2 separate regions of the Homo sapiens genome follow, and region 2 is linked to region 1. Evidence: chromatin contacts called from ENCODE Hi-C data. All regions are on one chromosome and are shown on one strand. Each heading gives the region's core, a stretch centred on a gene start or an enhancer-like site at or near the end of the contact. The rest is flanking DNA. Distances are from core to core; before and after follow the strand shown.

Evidence for each region. Hi-C counts contacts between places; a loop is a spot of excess contacts on that map. Pooled maps may share reads with other maps.
Region 2: a loop to region 1 is called in a map with no recorded cell type, with 3 times the contacts of the local background. The contact joins two enhancer-like sites. A Hi-C loop is called at or near these places in 2 of 37 single-sample maps with no recorded cell type and 2 of 50 pooled maps.

The regions. Positions count from the first base shown.
Region 1 is chr9:114,688,655-114,695,255 of GRCh38, reverse strand. No RefSeq gene overlaps it. Among named protein-coding and RNA genes, the nearest start is that of TEX48, 9.8 kb to the right of the region's middle. RefSeq lists a silencer at 3,962-4,011 and an enhancer at 3,485-4,684. Within about 2 kb of position 4,100, at least 5 of the 41 ENCODE cell types and tissues checked have a DNase peak (open chromatin) inside an H3K27ac peak, as active enhancers do.
Region 2 is chr9:115,369,561-115,376,161 of GRCh38, reverse strand. All of the region lies in intron 4 of DELEC1 (deleted in esophageal cancer 1), which reads right to left. Among named protein-coding and RNA genes, the nearest start is that of DELEC1, 230 kb to the right of the region's middle. RefSeq lists an enhancer at 2,069-3,268. Within about 2 kb of position 2,986, at least 4 of the 41 ENCODE cell types and tissues checked have a DNase peak (open chromatin) inside an H3K27ac peak, as active enhancers do.

The DNA.
Region 1 (6,601 bases), core at 2,851-5,350:
AGAAATTGCCCAAGAGAGATTCCTACTTCTGATGTGTTTTGTTCTTGGTTTGCTTTTGTTTTTTTCCTGAGTTGGCAGAGGTGGGACTGAAACACATGTCCCTTGCTTCTCAGTTCAGTTCTCAGGCCACAGCACAACTGTTTTCATGTTATAAGCTCAGGACCTCTGAAAAGGCTTCTCATCTCCAAAATAGACTCTTCCCAACCTGAAAGTGAAGCTTAAGAAGCCTTTCGCAATGACTCACTCAGAAGCAAAGGTTCCCCAACAGAGAAGCAAGTCATGAAATAAACACCCCACAAGCTCCAAGCACCCCCGTGTGCCATGCGCAGTCTCCAAGCCAGGAGGGTCTCAGAGAACCGTAGAGCCATGGGAAACTGCTCTCTAGTGCTTACTTTCCCCCTGTATTGGACACGGTCAAGAGAACTTCCTCCCCTGTCTGCCTTTTTTCGCTGCCTTTCCATCCATCCCTCCATTCATTCAGTCATCCATCAACAATAGATTGGATCCATTAAGGCCCCAGCTTTCCTTCTACCCTACACCCATGACATAGATATAAAAGTGAGGTGTCCTCCTACTCTGTCTCTGGGCCCTAGCCATGTTTCTTGTTTTAGCCAGCAGAAAATCAGAGAACATGGCACAAGCAGAGGCAAGAAAAATTACTAGCATGTTCCTATTTATCCCTTGTAGCCTCTTCCATGGGCATAAGCCAGCCTGCTGGAAGATGAGAGACATGAACCAGGGTCAAGTCACCCAGTTGTCCCAGCCATGCCCATTATAGACCATCCAGTAGCCAGCCAACTGCCCTGATGTATGACCAACCCCAACCAATTTCAGCAGAACTGGCCGGCCATCCCGGGCACAAGAGCAAGAAACAGGCATTGCCATAAGCCACTGAGGTTTTGTATTTATTACTAAGCATTATTGTGGCAATAAATCACCTCTACATTCCAGCTAGCAGGAAGGAGGAAGGACAAAAGAATGTTTCCAGAAGTCACATAGGATGCTATCAGTTATTTGTCATTGGCAAGAACTCAGTCTCACAGCTGCCTCCACTGCAGAGAAGATTGGAAAATAATGGTCTTTATTCCAGACAGTTACATTTCCAGCCACAAATTGCAAGTTCTATTATTAAGGGAGAAGTGGTGAAAGGAAACTGGGAAACAATTAGAAGTCTTGCTGCAAGTGCAGACAGGTTTGGGATCAAACAGACGTAGGTCCATATCGCAGCTCAACCAGGGACTCAACTTGTGACCGTGGGCAAAATGTTTCCTTCTCGGGGACCTCAGTGTTCCTATCTATACAGTGGGAGCAAGGGAGAGTTAGTCCGCATGGGCTCTTAAGCTCCTCCTGGCTCTTTCCTTGCTAGAAATCAAAGTGAAGATTTTGAAGGGGTTGGCCTTCCATCAGATGCTAGCAAAGATGAACCTATTTACACACCTAGGTGACATTGCCCCTTCAGTCTGAAGCTATTTAGTGAACAAAAAGGCCAACACCTAGCAGAAACTTGTGTTGGAAAAAGATCTGCCTGGGCTCGCTCTTGCTGCTTTTCAAGTTACATAGAAGCAGCTGTCTGGTGCAGGCATCTAGTCCATTAAGGCCTCTAGCTATAACCCTCAAGCACCCAGTAGAGGTCAGAGAACAAAGATCCAATTATGTTGCTCAACTCCTGCCTGGGACTCCATCTAAGGAAGCAGAGACCCAAAAAGATATGGAAAGGGAGTGGTCTGATAGTCAAAATCCAGCCAGGCAACATTTATATGGTCCTGTTTGGAGTAGGAATAGAGAAAACTACATTTTAATTTACCATCATCAAATTACATAGCCCATATGTGTACTTTATAAAGAGGAAAGAAACCTTTACTCAGAGTGTAATTACAGCTTTCTAAAAGTCCTATAAATCTTTATAGTTCTGCAATGAAAGAAACTTCCCACTTTATATTTGATAAATCAGACTTACGTAATTTACAACTCAAGAATCCTCTTACTTTTACTCTAAACCTCAAGTGTACTTATCTCTCCCCTTGAGGAAAAAAAAAATTCAAAATAGCACTGAAGCCCAGGGCCCTCAGAATGCTCTATCTGCCACAAAATTCACGACTGTCCTGAATTTTGTAAGAAATGCATGAATTATAACAACAAAACAGCAACATTAGGTATTGAGTGTTTACTCTGTGCTTAAAACTTTGAGTTCAATGTTTCAATGCATCCTCAAAAAGCCATTAGGCATTACCATGCCACTTACAGGCATGGACACTGAAGCTCAGAGAAGCCACATAAGTCATCTAAGGTCACACAGCTAACATACGGTGAGCTGGGATTTCATCTTAGATAGTTGTCTCCACAGCAAAGCACTTGGCACAGTGTCTTACACATAGTTAATGTCACAAATGTTACTATTATGCTTACTTTCCTTAAAATGATTTCTGCCAGTCAGGCACAGTGGCTAACGCCTGTAATCCCAGCAGTTTGGGAGGCCGAACGGGCGGATCTCTTGAGGTCAGGAGTTTGAGACCAGCCTGAACAACATGGTGAAACCCTGTCTCTACTAAAAATACAAAAAGTAGCCAGACGTGGTGGCAGGCACCTGTAATCCCAGCTACTCAGGAGGCTGAGGCAGTAGAATCACTTGAACCCCAAGGGTGGAGGTTGCAGTGAGCCAAGATAACATCACTGAGCTTCAGTCTGGGCGACAGGAGACTCAGGCTCAAAAATCAATCAATCAATCAATCAATAAAATGATTCCTGCATATATTTGGGCAAGGTGGTCCCACAGATTCCTTAACCCACAGTGTCTAGATGATTTTCATTGGCAAACCCATAATTTTTCCTGTAAGTTTCCCACATCCCTGCCAAAGCCAGAAGATTTGTCTTATTTTATTGGTTTCTGAGAATGTTGATTTCACTTTTTAGGGTTTCATCAGAACAATCTTAAGAAATAATCTCCTCTGGCCAAGCGCAGCAGCTCAAGCCTATAATCCCAGCACTTTGGGAGGCTGAGGTGGGAGAATTGCTTGAGTCCCAGAGTTAGAGACCAGCCTAGGCACCATAGTGAGACTCCACCTCTACAAAAAATAGAAAAAATTAGCCCAGTGTGCTGGTGCATGCCTTTAGTTCCAGCTACCCAGGAGGCTGAGGTGGGAGGACCACTTGAGCCAGGGAAGAAGAGACTGCAGTGAGCCATAATAGTGCCACTGCACTTCAGCCTAGGCAACTGAGCAATACCCTGTCTCAAAACAAACAAAAGAAAAAAAAAATTTCTTCCATATCTCTGAAAATTAGCACACTGTCTTGAAATCAGTTATAAGGCTCAGTATAGAATCATCATGAAGAAGCTTTTGAGCTTCATGAGCACAAAAGCATAGAGAGGTGGGTGGCTACCGAAAGACAGCACAGTGTGTCATCGGGGAAGGCACAGAAGTCTTTCCAAGATACAGCACACCATGCAGTTCAAAATGTAACTTCATACATGCCAGCTCTTTTTGCCCTGAGCAAGGTGGGAATTGTGGGTGTCATTTTAAAGATGAGCAAATGAGACTCAGAGAAGGAAAGTGATTTGCCCTGCATGGGAAAGGCAGAAGTCTGAATCCAACTAGGGGTGGGTAGTATGTTTGGCCATGGACATTCCAGATGACTTGGTGACAAGAAAGCATGTGTGGAAGGAAAGGGAAGCCATATTGACTCTGAATCACATGCTGCCCTACACTGCGGCGGCTCCTTCCTCCTTCTCTTCCAAAAGGGAAGCACAAAACACAGCACCAAGAGGAATGCCCACCAAGTGCTCCTGAGAGATGACCTGCACTGTAACACTGTTCCTTGGGCCATCTATTGGGGGAGAGAGCCTTAGAAAGGGACGGGCACCACCTCTTCGGAACCTAAGCCCTTTCCAATGCTGCCCAAGAAGCCTCAGAGTGATGCTCTCTAGCTTCGCTCCACAGCAAATAATGGCACTGTGAAGTTTCACTGTAATAAAGAGATGATTCAGTGATTACTCAGAGAAACCATAGAATTTCAGAGATGCGCTCCTTAACCACAAACGTGTACAGCGATGCCAGCTTCATCTCCCTGCTGCAGCCTTCGCATTTGGGGTCAGATCTGAGTAATAAATGACATCTTAAATGACTGGTGACAGTGTTCACTCTTCCTTCCTCCCCAGCCCCACCACACTCAGAACTCAGCCACTGTGGCAAAATTTTAATACAAAGCCTTCAACAAGAGCAGTGAAACTTGTCTTCTCTCCATTTTCTCACAAGCCTCAAACTGATACTGGAAATTTTTTTCTCTGTCTCCAGTGTAATCGAAAAATATATTTTTATTAAGCAGAAATCCAAAAGTCAAGCCTATTTTTAGAATGGGAAATTACATTACAGAGGATGATTTTTTTTCCAAAAGGTTTATAAGTATCAATTATGTATGAGCCACAGAAGGGTTTTGTTTGTGACAATCACCTTGGGGCTTTGAAGAGAGCTTAGGTGCTAGGATTCTTGGAAATCAAGAATCTGAAGTAGTTTGAAAGAATAAACCAAATTTCCAGCTCAGAAACCATGGACAAGTGACGAGTTTACATCCACAATGATGCCCTCCCACAGCTTCTTAGGAGGGAAACAAAAAACCATCCCATAACTTTTAGTATATAGGTCATGGATACAATGGCTGTGATAGTTAATTGTATAAGTCAACTTGACAGGATCATGAAATGTTCAGCTATCTGGTTAAACATTATTTCTGGGTATGTCTGGAACAGATCAGCCTTTGAATCAGTGGACTAAGTAAACTGGTTTGCCCTCCTCAATGGGGGTGGGCAGCATCCAATCTGTTGGAGGCCTGAACAGAACAAAAAGGCAGAGGAAGGGAGGAGTCAACTTCTCCCTGCCTGACTGCCTTAACTTGGACATCCACCTTCACCTGCCCTCAGCACTTACAGTCCTCAGGCCTTCGGACTCAACGCGGGATTGTACACCATTGGCTTTCCAGCTTGTAGATGATAAGACATACATATAGATGGAGACAGAAAGAGAGAGAGGTCGAGAGAGAGAGACTGAAAGAGGGAGGGAGGGGAGGGAGGGGGAGGGAGAGGGAGGGAGAGAGACGGAGAGAGACAGAGAGAGACGGAGAGAGACAGAGAGAGACAGACAGAGAGAAAGAGAAACAGAGAGAGACAGAGAGACAGAGAAACAGAGAGACAGAGACAGAGAGACAGACAGACAGAGAGACAGAGACACAGACAGACAGAGACACTGAAAGAGAGAGACAGAGAGAGAGAGACACCGAGAGAGAGAGAGACACCGAGAGAGAGACACCGAGAGAGAGACACCAAGAGAGACACGGAGAGAGAGAGAAAGAGAGAGGAAAGCAGGATCCTAGTGGTTCCGTTTTTTGGAGAACCCTAACACAAGGATGTATCTCAAAAGAGGTTTTCTAAACCCCATTTATTCACATATCACTGTGACTCTATTACCTCTACTCTTATTTCCTTAATATTTTTCTTTAAACCATATTATTCTTTTACATTAAAACAAAGGTACATACCACTACCATAAATAGAAAAGATCAACACAAAAATAAACATAACAAAAACAAAACAATGAGCTTAACTTCTAGCCTGATGCCATCACCTGCCAAAGACTCAGAGCCTGCCTGCTGTTCTCTTTTTATTGTGAGGGAGGTCAGCAACTGTTTGGAGGCATTACTGAGGGGGTAGCATCCAGCTAAATTTAGGTAATTGAAAGGACTAAAAAGGGAGTCATTCCTTCATGATGTGAACCAGTGCTATAGAATGTCATGTCCATGTTTGGCCTTAAATTTCCCCACTTCTCATCAGGGGACTGGGCCCCACACTGCAGGAAAATATTTCACTAATGTCTTCACCTAGGAAATGTCCCAAGATCTCTGATTGATTAGAGCTCTTGTTCAAAAACAAAGGTGGAATGAAATAAATTCGTTCAACCATCATGGAAAAGTGTGGTGATTCCTCAAAGAACTAAAAACAGAACTACCATTCAACCCAGCAATCCCATCACTGGGTATATACCCAAAGGAACATAAATCATTCTATCATAAAGACACATGCACATCTATGTTCATTGAAGCACTATTTGCAATAGCAAAAACATGAATCAACCTAAATGTCCATCAGTGGTAGCCTGGATAAAGAAAATGTGATACATATGCATGATGAAATACTATGCAACCATAAAAAAGAATGTGATCGTGTCCTTCGCAGGAATATGGATGGAGCTGGAGATCATTATCCTTAACAAATGAATGCAGCAACAGAAAACCAAATACTGCATGCTCTCACTTATAAGTGGGAGCTAAATAATGAGTGTACATGGACATAAAGAAGGGAACAATAGACACTGGGGCCTACTTGAGTGGAGGGTGGGGAGAAGGAGAGGATCAGAAAAAATACCTATCAGGTATTATGCTTAGCACCTGGGTGATGAAATAATCTGTCCACCAAACCCCCAAGGTGTGAGTTTACCTGTATAACAAACCTGCACACGTACCCCTGAACCTAAAAGTTTTTTAAAAAAGAAGAAAGGGGAGTGAGTGATCTGTCCTCCCTCTCATATGGACAGTACTTCGTAGATATAAAGAGATC
Region 2 (6,601 bases), core at 1,737-4,236, 680 kb before region 1:
TAAATGTTTGGTAGTTCCTCCTGCATTCATTCTCCCTTCTGCCACCTTGTGAAGAAGGTGCCTTGCTTCCCCTTTGCCTTCTACCATGATTTCTAAGTTTCCTGAGGCCTCTGCAGCCATGCTGTACTACCAGTCAATTAAACCTCTTTCCTTTCTAAATTACCCAGTCTCAAGCAGTTCTTTATAGCAGTGTGAGAACAGACTAATACAGTAACTGTCATAGATTAATTGACCCAAAGTTTAAACCCAGGTCCATCGAGACCAAAGTTGAGTGCTTTGTCACCACCATCTTTCCTCTCCTAGAGGAGGATAATGTGACAGCAGAACTTGATGGGGAGGTCAAATTCTGGTTGAGATTGGCAGCAGAGTGGGCTGCTAACTCCCTGGATGGACTATGACAATGTCCTTCCCTTCCAGCTATTTTGGTTGACTTTGAAACCCCTCATATTTCTAACAACACGTGAAACTTTGAGTTAACTCTAGGATCACGCTGGTGGAAAGGCATAATAGTTTCTGGCATTGTGTGGCCCTTCAGAAAAGGATAAATTTCTATAATAAATAGGACCATATATTTTTCTAACTGAGAAAAATTTGAGAATAAAAGGTATTATCATTAATATTTACACCTAGACATTGGGCAAAAGCCATGACTGTTCTGGGCAAACTAAGAAGTATGATCATCATAGTTATTATATGCTTATCTCTCCAAATTCACAGCCACTAGCTGAATGTGTTCAAGAATATGAAAAACAAGTGCTGTTAGAGAAAAGACAAAATGAAGGTGGGGAAAGGGGCCTCTTGAATGCACCAAAGTTAGCATTATTGCCAGATCAATATGAAAGGAGTGTGGAGAAAAAGCTATGCAGTGAAAGGAGACACATATAAAGAAAGATAATAAAAAAAATTTCCACCTTTCCCATTGTGCATTAAGTTTGACCTTGTACCGTCGATCTATTCATTATGGTGACACATGCTAAGAGCAAGATTTTTCAAGTTCTTCGTAATTCTATCCCTAGGCATTGCAACCATTACTAGCACAACTGTGGTATACCTTTCTCTTTGAACAAAGAGTCTGCGGACAAATGTGTCAGCTACAGGCATGTCATAGCTTATATCAGAAATATAAGGTGACAGCTAACCATATTCCAAACAGTCCCCCAAGCCATAAGGCCACAGAGAACATGCCTCCACTGGATTCTAAAGCTGACTTGCCATGAGTTTGATCATTAACTGTGGCTTATGAATTGCTGCTTCAGCCTTTTTTATTCAAGGTGACAGCTCCCTTTTTTAAAAAAGGTGAATTCTTAGCAGCAAGGATACACAGATGCTCTCTGCATCTTTTCCCTCCTCTCAGCCATCCTGTGGAGAATGAAGTACACATATTAGGGGAATGAAGTGGGTCCAATCTTGTATTAGGAATTGAGAATTCAATGATGAATTAGACATGGTTTTTGCTTTGGGGGAAATTCATCCTCATTTGATGAAACAAATAGGTTTATAGGAAATTCAATATATCATTGTCATTTTGCCAAAATTTATTTTATGCCAGGCATTACACAAATATCTCAGTGAATCTTACTACCAATCTAATAAGGTAGGTTTTGTTGCCCCAATTTATAGATCACATGTTCTGGGTCACAGAGCCAAGATCTCAACAAAAGTCTGTCTCATTCTGCACTCACTCGACTGTTCACAGTCTCCAATGGCTTCCCATTTTACTCATGGGAGAAGCCAAAGTCCTCACTGTGACCTAAATGACCCTATTTTTGTTTGCCATATTTACAGGATTTCCCCCAGTCTGAACACATGATAGAACTGTACTTCCTGCTTCCATATTTTAGGTCAATCCAACTAATCAGTTCATTCCAATGAATGATGTGTGGAAATAATGTGCATCAATTTCAGGCTGAGCATTGCTTCCCCAAGGTGAGACCCAGCAGAAATCTCTTTTTATTTTTTCCCCTATAATAGCACAGATATTCGTTGCTCTATAGTCAGAGTCCTAGAGCAAGGAAGACAGTGAAGTTGTGGGAGCAGAGGCCCCTTCTGGCCCACGATGAAAATTAGGCGAGTGGAAAAGTCACTGAGATTCCAGTTTGTTAATTATTGCATGTTGGCTGCCTAACCTCTCTTGATTGATAAAGCTGCTTTATTTTTTTTCTCTAACATATCACCACAGATCCTACTGTGTAGTTTACTTATTTATCATGGTATTTCCTGTCACCCACATGAGAATGTCAGCTCCATGAAGGCAAGGAGTAAGTTTAGCCAATTTTCTTCACTACTATATTCCCCATAGCAAGAACAGTGCATGGTTTGTTGTAGGAAATCAATAAGTCTTTGTTGAATAAATAGAATCAAGCTACCTCATTACATCTATGAGTGATAAGACAAAGTTATGTTTGGGAAGCTACTAAAACACACAAAAAGACTGATTCAAAATGAGGCTGGACTTGTGTCTTTCCCCCGTGTGACCCCAGTGTTTAGTGAGTGTCTGCATTGCGGGAACTCTATATATGATTGTTGAGCTGTTACAATGAAGAGCCTCTGCTGTGGCTTTTGTAACTAAATAACTCACCAGGCAAACATGCATTAATAATTACTCCACTCTCCTGGTGGTGAGACCTTCATCTATCACCCTGGAGGTCTTAGTCATGGCTTAGTCATGCCCAGTGACTCACCTCCATTCAGCTTTTCGCTTAGTGATGTTCCTCTCCTTTTTCTATAACCGTTTTCCTCCTTTCTGTTTTATTTTCTTTCCTTTTTCTTTTATTTTTAGAGATGGGGTCTCACCATATTGCCCAGGCTTGTCTCAAACTCCTAGGCTTAAGCAATCCTCCCATCTAGGCCTCCCAAAGTGCTGGTATTACAGGAGTGAGCCACCACACCTGGCCCTCCTTTCTCTTAATTCACACCCCATTCAGGTGTGTCTTGAATAGTCAGCCTCAAATGACTCTTAACCTCCTTTCAGGACAAAGCAACTCTTTTTGTTCCCTGTCACTAGAGGCATTTGTTCCAAATTGCAGCCTCAGGAAACTGCTGCAGGCAAACAGGTGGCGTATCTGTTGAAGGATCCTAAAGGAGATATACATTCTCTTCAAAATATCTTTGCACACTGGAAATAATGCTGACTTCTGCTTAGCTCTGAATGAACGTTCTTCTGAAGGATGTCTATTTGTTTGTCCAGGTGACATCTAAAGGACAAAGTTCCAAATCTGAACTTTCTTCTCCTGAAATCTTTTCCATTTTGGTGTTGACACCACTTTCAGGCACCCAAGCTCTCTTTGTAACCCAACTTGCAACCTTCACCTAAAGCAACAAAATCAAATGCCATCATGCTGTTGTCACCCCTTGTATCAGTCAGGGTTCTCCAGAGACCGAACCTACACTCACACTCACACACACACACATACACACACACACACACACACACACACACACACACACACACTTATCTTTAAGGAATTTTCTTACATGATTGTAGGGACTGATAAGTCTAAAATTTGGATGGCAAGCCAGTAAGCTAGAAATTCAAAATCTACAGAGCAGAGCAGGTCAGCAGACTGAAAACTCAAGTAGGATTTCCTCGTTACTCTTGAGGCAGAATTTCCTCTCTGAAAAACTTCAGTTTTATTTTTCAGGCCTTCAACTGATTGGATGAGACACATTGTCAAGAATAATATCGTTTATTTTAAGTCAACTGATTGTAAATGTTCATCGTGTCTACAAAATACTTTCACAGCAACATCTAAACTACTGTTTCACCAAACAACTGGGCACCATAGTTTAGCTAAATTGATACACAAAATTAACCATCACACCCTGCTGTGGAAGGTTTGCCTTCCCCCCAAATTCATATGTTGAAATTCTCATCCCCAATATGGTGGCATTAAGAGGTGAGACCTATGGGAGGTAATTAGGTCATAAGGGTGGAATCCCCTTGAACAAGGTTAGTGCCTTTAAAAAAAAAAAAAGAGATGAGAGAGCTTGCTTTTCCTCTCTCTGTTCTCCACTATGTGAGCATACAGAGAGAGAAGATGGCCATCTATGAACCAGGAAGCAGGTTTTTGCCAGATGCAAACCTGCAAGGATCTTCATCTTAGACTTCCAGCCTCCAGATAGGAGGCTGGAAGATATATGATAAATAAGTGTGGGTTCTTTAAGCCACCCATCTATGGTACTTTGTTATAGAAGTCCAAACTAACTAAGACACACCTCTATATCCTTTACTCTACAGCAGACATTATTAATCAATCACTACCTTTTCCTAGATAAGTTCAGATGAAGTTTCATAATTTCTTTCATGATAGCACTAATGCCAGCCATTATTAATTGGTCAAATCTGGGATGTGGGTTGGAACTCATCTCTGGCTTGTACTTCTAAAAGTAAGTCTAATCATTTGTCTTTCTTGCTTAATGGTTCCTCATTGCCTAAGATTCCATGTCACAAAATATTAGTCTTACAAGATAGTCTACCAAAAAGAGATTCTGTGATCGAAAAGGTTTATTATAATTGATACATCGTGCCTCCCTCTAAAAATCGAAATCCTGTGGAACCGAGGCAATTAAAATTTGATAACGCAGTTTTTCCAAAATCTACTTGACTACTCAAATCATTCTTCATATTTTACTCACTAACATTCTGAAAAATACATTTTGGAAAATGCTTGTCACTAAAGGCCTTTCCAGATCTGGTATCAACTATCTTTCCAAACCAATCTCTTTTGTTTCTTGTTTGTTTATGTTTTGTTTGAGACAGAGTCTCGGTGTGTCGCCGAGGCTGGAGTGCAGTGGCACAATCAGGGCTCACTGCAACCTCTGCCTCCCGGGTTCAAGTGATTCTCCTGCCTCAGCCTCCCAAGTAGCTGGGATTACAGGCACACATCACCATGCCCAGCTAATTTTTGTATTTTTAGTAGAGATGGGGTTTTGCCATGTTGGCCAGGCTGGCCTCTAACTCCTGACCTAAGGTGATCCACCAGCCTCAGCCTCCCAAAGTGCTGGGATTACAGGCGTGAGCCACCATGCCCGACCCCAAACCAATCTCTTTTGAATCAAAGTGTTCCATGAATACCCTCTACACTACCTTCATCCTGCATGTCCCTCAACTTCTTAAATTAAATGATTCTGCAACACCTATGTTCATATTCCTTGTGGCAGAAACAATGCTATGTGCTCAATTAAGCTCTGTTTTCTCCCTGGGCCTACAGGAAGAAGACATTTCCCATCCTTCTTTCAGTTGTGTTGGGGCCATGTGACTTGTCTGTCCACTGAGATGTAAATGAAATGAAGTAAACCACTTCCAGGCCTGGCTCCTCTACTTTCCACTTGATCCTCCATTCCCTCCCTCTCTGTCTCTCTCTCTCTCTCTCTCTTCTCTAACCAGGTGGCTAGAAACATAGGACTCTCAAAGGGTAGAGCCACATGATACAAGAAGCCTATATCCTGAGTGACATCATAGATGAGAGCACTGCCTCACCCCAACAAAGAGTGAAGAAGAAATTCTTGTTGTGTTAAAGCCACTGATACTTTGGGGGTGTCACAGGAGCTAGTGTTAATCATCCTGACTATTGCAATCTTCCATAAAGCCTTATGGAAAATACTTATAGTCTTTACATTCAAAGTTTTGGATAAGACTTATGCCTTAGCTAGAATAGACTTCTCCTTTTTCAAATTTCCATCATAATTTAACCCACTCATAACACTTATCACTTTCTATTTTTCATTAGCATGTTTGATGTTGCTGTTGTATCTCTATTTCTAGACTTAGAGCTTCTTGAGAGCAAGATATATACCTATTTGATCTCTGCATCCCTTCACCTCACTTTGAAGAGTAAATTGTACATAATAATTGTTAATCTTTATTGAATACAAGATGCCATCAAGATTATTTATATTCTAATAGCAAATTTCATCATGGTAAGAAAAAGCTGTAAGTCTTAAAAAGACTTAGGAGCTATAGCAATGGGACTCTGTTGCCAAATTTGACATACTGACTAAATTGTGTCTCACTCACCCCTGTATAATTCCTTGGTACCTCTTTATGTAGAAAGCCAAACTGAAAAGTAGAAAATGCACAGATTTTGGAATTAGAGAGAACTTGGCTGAATCCCAATTCTTTCACTTGTTGCTCTTTGATTTGGGAAAAATGTTTTTACACTTCTAAGCCTCAGTTTCCTTATCTTAAAATCAGAGATCAATCCCCATCTCATGAGACTGCCATGTGGATTAAATAAAACCTTGAATTTAAAGTGCCCAATAGAGGGACTGGCACATGAGAAAGTGCTCAGCAAATGGCAACTCCCTCCGCCAGGGCTTGGAAAAGCTGTAGCTGCTGACATGTCAGCAGGGGCCATCCTGGCCAGGGAAGTTCGCCAAAGCCCTAAAGGAAACTGGATGGCTTTTAAAGCAAAGTTGATTAAATATGATTTTGCAGCTCCTGCTGAGAGACGAGCTGCAAGGGAACAGCTGTGTTGTTTTATTGGGGAATCAAGGATTGAATGCCATATGAAGTCCTCTTTAAAAGAATCTAAAACAAGTTATTGATGCTACTGAGCAGTTTGTTCAGTAAATGAAGTATGCTCTCAAAGAGCCATGGCTA